Regions from separate parts of the Homo sapiens genome. Here region 1 is linked to region 2. Evidence: chromatin loops called from intact Hi-C (ENCODE). Cell type or tissue: heart left ventricle. All regions are shown on one strand. Each heading gives the region's core, and the rest is flanking DNA. Links, peaks and the distances in the headings are about the cores only. Region 1 overlaps CACNA1C (calcium voltage-gated channel subunit alpha1 C). Region 2 overlaps CACNA1C (calcium voltage-gated channel subunit alpha1 C).

Region 1 (2,909 bases), core at 162-2,661, 81 kb after region 2:
AGGGGAGCTCACCGTGCACATCTCTTCCCAGCTCCGTGTTCGTTGACCACACTGGCAGCTTGAAACTGACCATGGTGGAAGTATTTACACCACAGAGATAGGCAAGCAATAAATCAGCCCCCTGTACCCGCTGACCCTAAGAAGAGATGCTTAAACATTTATTAGCTCACCACTGGCTGGAGGGTGGACGTGAAGATAAATTGCAGAGCTGTGCTTCCATCAGAGGAAATTTATTCTGATTTAGTTTCTCAAAGCTATCTCTTCTGATGCCTTCTGACTAAACAGGGTTAAGTTCTGGCTTCCTAAAAATGCACCCAACTTTGTCCTTGTGAAACTAGCTCATAGAAACCCAAACTTCCAAGGCACACAAGTGTCCTGAATGATTCACATCAATGGCTCTCAAAGTGTGGCCCACGGACGAACAGCTTCAGCGTCACCTGGGGACCTGTTCAGAAATGCACATACCTAGACCTCACCCTGACACTGTGGGGAAGGCCCAGCAACCCACGTTTTGACGGCCCTACAGGTGATTCTGATGCATGCTTGAGCACCACTGATCACATTGTTCTCTCCATAGCTCCCAATTTCAAATGTAACAACACAAGTGTGTGGCTCTCCATGTACCTCCACAAGGTTGCATAGCAGTGTTCCTCAAAGTGTGGTCCAAGGACCACCAGCATCAGAAACATCTGGGAGAGTTATGAACAAAGCAGATTCCTGCCCCATGCCCCCAAGATCTCAGGGTGGCCCACAGTCTGCATATTAACCATCCCAGGTGATTCTAGGCTATGCTCAAGTTTGATAACCACCCCACGATTTCCACCCAGGGGCCTCAAAGGAGTTCAGGCAGGTGGGATAGTAATACCCTCAGCCCTTGGGCTTTGCAGCTTCAGCAGCCACATGCATTTGTCTAAGTACGCTGGATAAACATGTTCTCTGCATGCCGGGAATAAAAGACTGAGAAGTACCGAGACACCTAGCTAGTCTGACTGGTATGAAGTGTTACATCCCAATATGTTCTTTACAGATCCATTGAGATGTATCTGATATTACTAAATTTTGGTTAGGAAAATTCACCCAACATAATCATTGTGCATAGTGCAAATATCGTGTCTGGGGCAAGAAGATTCCCAGTGTGTGCCCACTTGGCCATGCCATCGTGAAATTCAATTGAACGTGGGTTTACTGAGCATGCCCATTTTCTCACATCTGGTTTGCTTTCCCAGAGCACTTCTCACTTGGTAACTGTATCATTACCTATTTATTACGTGTATTATTTGCTGTTTGTCTTCCATGCTAGAATGTGAGCTCCCCGAGGACAGTTGGTTCTGGCCTGCTTTGTTCACGGGTGTACCCCAGGTGCCTACAACGATGCCTCGCACATAGTAGGTCCTCAGCTAACGCTCTTTGAGTGAATGAGTGAACCTGATATGTGCTAGGTACTGTGCTGTAAACACGAAATCCTTGCTGGAGGGGAGACAGGAAATGACCAGGCAGCTACAGTGCAGGCTGGCAGCTGCAACTGCAGAAGGAAGCACGCAGGGTCCCAGAAGGCTTCCACCAGTGGAAGAGTGTCTGCGTGAGGCTGAGGGGGGCAAGGGCCAGGCTCAGCAGGCCTGTGTCAACCTTGCACTGCACAGCCACTGAAGGCAACGGAGATAAAGAGCAGGAAGGAAGCCCCAGAGTCCATGTGGTCCTATGATAGCAATGGAGGTTTGCAGAAGTCGGCAATTGTTAAAAATAGAGCCTATGGCTGTGAGGCCATCCTGGCTGCAAAGATTCTCCCAGTGGCTGAACTACTAAAATATCCAGCAAAAGAGCATCTGTTAGGAGAGGCGGGGTGAAAGGTCCTTGTGTGTCAGACACTGTCCCCATCCCAGGGAGCCTGGGAGCTTTCCTTTAGCGATAAGGTAACTGTCTGAACCAACAGTGCAAAGGAAACCACACCAGACTTCAGCACCAGGAGAAGAAAAACAAACCCGAGCCAATACAGGATGGGTGGGATTGGTGACATGAGATTAGGGAGAGAAAGGCATGAGAGCCACATGAGCTGCCTGACCACAGGCCACACTGACAGCCGTGCTGGCCACGATGGGCTGTGGTCTGCAGGTCCCATTTGACGATGGGAACCGTGAGGTCATTCTTTGACTATTCTTAGCAGTGGTCACATCAGAGTCCACGTTTGTTCAACAAGTATTTACCGAGCGCCTACTTGTGTAAGGGTTCTGTTGTGTATCGGACTCTCTGATACAGGGAAGGCAATGGGGTTGAGACAGCCCTGGAATGGGAGTCCCAGGCACCTGCTGAGGAAGAGGGAAACCTGGATCCAAGGTCAGGGGGAGCCTGTGGGTGTCCTTGTAGCTTTTCCTCTCTCAGAGTAAGTCCTGCTAAGGAGGGTCAGAAGCAGTCCCTTTCTTTTCCTCTAAATGAGTATTGCTTTACTTTTTTTTTTTTTTTTTTTTTTTTTGAGGTGGAGTCTCACTCTGTCGCCCAGGCTGGAGGTGCAGTGGCGTGATCTTGGCTCACAGCAAGCTCCACCTCCTGGGTTCATGCCATTCTCCTGCCTCAGCCTCCCGAGTAGCAGGGACTACAGGCACCCGCCACCACACCTGGCTAATTTTTTTTTTTTTTTAAAGTAGAGACGGGGTTTCACCGTGTTAGCCAGGATGGTCTCGATCTCCTGACCTCGTGATCCGCCCACCTCGGCCTCCCAAAGTGCTGGGATTACAGGCATGAGCCACTGCCCCCGGCCTGCTTTACTTTTTTGAGAGGGTGGGGCAGTCAGGAAAAGCTTTTGAGAACTATGGACTCCCACCAGCAGTAATGTGCACTGCACACACACAGCATCCTGCAGACAGCCTCGAGGGCACGCCGGCACCCTGAAGCGCGTGCAGAACCCCATGGTACTG
Region 2 (2,909 bases), core at 190-2,689:
AGCATCAGCCAGGTTGTCCACAGCAATGGCCAAGAACACATTCAGTAGGATATCTGTTTGTGTCCATTCTTAAAGAAAATGACCCTTGGTTTGGGGTTTTGGTGGGCACAGGGGCACGGGGGATGTGGGGCGTGCAGGGTAGAGCTCCTCAGCAGAGAGAGCTTGAGGGGGAAGCAATTTGAGGGAGTCAGACCCCAACAGTGTTCCTCCCCTCCCCTTCCTCCCCATCACCCTCCTAGCTACCTGGAGCTATCAAGAGGGATGAGAACAGGCTAGCCTGCACACTGGAGCAGGCGGGAGGGAGGCAGCAAGCCCTGCCTTGCACTTTAATTGCTGGGTTTCATGATTGCTTTCCCTGCTGAGATGACTGGCTGTAATTGACATTATAAACAGCATTGTCTCTAGCAGGATGCAGAACGCTCTTAAGAGCGGTTTATTATAACTGGGCGCTGAGGGGGTGGCTTGGTATCTCTGCCAACTCTTAATGTGAGCCTGCACCCACGAAGACCCTTGGAGGGTCCATCTGGAGCCAGCCAAGGCTTGGGAGTTCCCAGTGGAGACAGTTCTTTGCCCTTTCTCCTCCCCACTCCACCAACAGAAACACTGTGGGTCAGAGAACTGCAGAATCAACGAAAGCATAGCTGGAAGGGGGCTTTAAGTCTGTGAAGTCTGACCCCCGGCCCCAGGCACCCAGACATTCATATCATTTCACACACAGGGAAGCCGCAGCAACCCAGGCTGGGGAAGAGGGGCTTTGTCCAGGGTGGCTTCTGAATGTGGCAGAGGCCTTGCATGCATGATCCCATGAAAACTCCCAACGACCCTTTATGTAGTAGGTTCTATGATTCCATTGCCACATTTTACAGACACTGAGGTAGAGGACCTTCAATCTGCAAGAGGTCATCCAGCTGGGAAAAGAGGAAACCTTGTCTGCAGGCTTCCATGACTGTGTTTTCTGCACTGCCTTAGCTGGGACTTGGCCCAGAGCTGTTCCTATGTTACCCCTGGCTCTGGACGTGACTCTCTCGGGGTTATGAGCTGGGGAAGAGAAGCAGCACCCGTGGCTTGTGCCCTGGAAACCTGCCCCAGCCGGGATCAGGAAGGAGCTTTTGGGGCTGTTTGAAGTCTGTGCAGCTCTGCCCGTGACTAAAGTCCTGGAGAGCAGCATCAGAGAGAGGGCTGCTGACCAAAAAGCAGGAGGAGAGCTGAAGGTCACTTGAAGGACAACGGCTCATCCTCCCTCCCGGAGCGTCCCGCCTCTGAGCAGACGCCGCGGCCCCAGGGCAGCCGGCCCGCTCCCGCGCGTCCCTATCGCAGGCGGTGTGAGTGGCCGCACACGCCGCAACGCCAGGGGGCGCCGCTCACCCAGATTACGGCGACAGCCCGCCCGGAGCGCGGCGCCGCTGCGGGCCCGGAGGGTTCAGGAAGGTGAACCTCACCCATGCCAAAGCTGCAGGTTTCCACCCAGACCCACCTCCGCCGCCATGGGGTTCTAGGCTGGGTGGTGTGAGCCCGAGCAGGACCGCCCGGACCTGAGGGGCGTGCCCGTTTGGCACTGTGCTGCAGGCTGGGGGCTGGGGGCCGCAGGGGTGGGGGGCAGCAGCAAAGGATACAGTTTCCACAGATGAAGAGGATGATGAAGTAAATACAGACTAACATCCCTGGAAAAGAGGGGCCGCCATAAGCCATGATCCCATCATACATCACCGAATTCCAGTCCTCCCCGGTCAGGATCTGAATGACACATTCCCACCAATAAGGGACACAGCGTTAGACCAACAGCAAACCCAAAACCACCCTGCCCTGCCCCACTACGTCAACAAAATTGTCCAAAATTTCCCTTTCACTTCTTTCCCTCCTCCTGGCCCCCAATTCTCCTCCCCAGGGGCTCTGAGCTATTGAACTGTCCTTAGACAAAATGCCTGGCTATTGGCATAATATTATTTGAAGGGTGACTAAAAGGGCTTTTTGGCCCAAAGATCTCTGACTTTCCCCACACATGCTTGAGCTGACCGTCAGCCATTCCTGGGGGTAAGGCGTCAGGACCCTTTTGCAGTTGTGTGTTTGCTGAGACAGCCACAGGCTACACCAGCTTTCCCCAAACATTCGTCACTGGGGCATCATCTTCAAGACTTTGACAACATCTACATGTGATTCATTTTTACCTCTCAATCGATCTGCTTTTAAACTTAAATAGATGCCACTTTGAGTTTGCCCTAAGCCAAAATATCTATGAAATCACAAATTTGATGGGCTAGTAATATTTTTTTCAAGAGACAAGCATGGTAGGAAAGCCAGGGTTTCGTCACCCTCCCCTCCCCCAGTAAGAGCAGTCTGCTTTTCTTTATGTTTTGGGCTTTCATGGAGAATTTAAGTAAAGGATTCCATGGATAAGAACGATTTTTTTTTTTTTTATTTGAGACGGAGTCTTGCTCCGTCACCTAGGCTAGAGTGTGCAGTGGTGCAATCTTGGCTCACTGCAACCTCTGCCTCCTGGGTTCAAGAGATTCTCCTGAGAAGGCATTTTTAAACCACTTATATTGTTTCCCCTAATGGTCCACCCACTAGTGGAATTCCATGGCAGATGGGGACAGGGAAACTACAGAAAAAACTCAAGACTCTCCCGGGCATGGGCTCTCCAGGGCTGATCTAGGATGGCTGTGGCTGCCCGGTAAAAGGGTGCAGCTTCCCACACTCCTCCCACCACCCCGCCACTCAACCACCCCGAGTCCGAATCCCAGCAGAGAAGAGTCCATACCTGAAACACAGTGAGGAGGGACTGGGGGAAGTTATCGAATGTGCTCCTCCGGGTCTGCATCTCATCAAAGTTGAACTTTCCTCCAAAGAGCTGCATCCCCAGGAGGGAGAAGATGATGATGAAGAGGAAGAGGAGAAGGAGCAGGGAGGCG

What was found. A loop is a pair of places that touch in the nucleus more often than their neighbours do. Peaks named below come from ENCODE experiments on the same cell type or tissue, not always from the same donor. Only the 100,000 strongest peaks of a DNase experiment are listed, where the experiment ranks them.
Region 1: it touches region 2 in a loop (2.6-fold over the local background); 5 of 110 quality-filtered maps call a loop at or near these places.

The regions. Positions count from the first base shown.
Region 1 is chr12:2,500,768-2,503,676 of GRCh38, reverse strand. All of the region lies in intron 7 of CACNA1C (calcium voltage-gated channel subunit alpha1 C), which reads right to left. Among named protein-coding and RNA genes, the nearest start is that of CACNA1C-AS2, 170 kb to the left of the region's middle. In heart left ventricle, for the core only: no CTCF peak of the experiment used is centred there; a DNase peak (open chromatin) is centred at 1,588; H3K27ac peaks cover 2,103 bases.
Region 2 is chr12:2,581,647-2,584,555 of GRCh38, reverse strand. CACNA1C (calcium voltage-gated channel subunit alpha1 C) reads right to left here. Exons shown (of 47, transcript NM_000719.7): 14 at 2,759-2,909; 15 at 1,614-1,734; 16 at 1-53. Among named protein-coding and RNA genes, the nearest start is that of CACNA1C-AS2, 89 kb to the left of the region's middle. In heart left ventricle, for the core only: CTCF peaks have their summits at 1,149 and 1,349 (motif pointing right); a DNase peak (open chromatin) is centred at 1,355; H3K4me3 peaks cover 202 bases.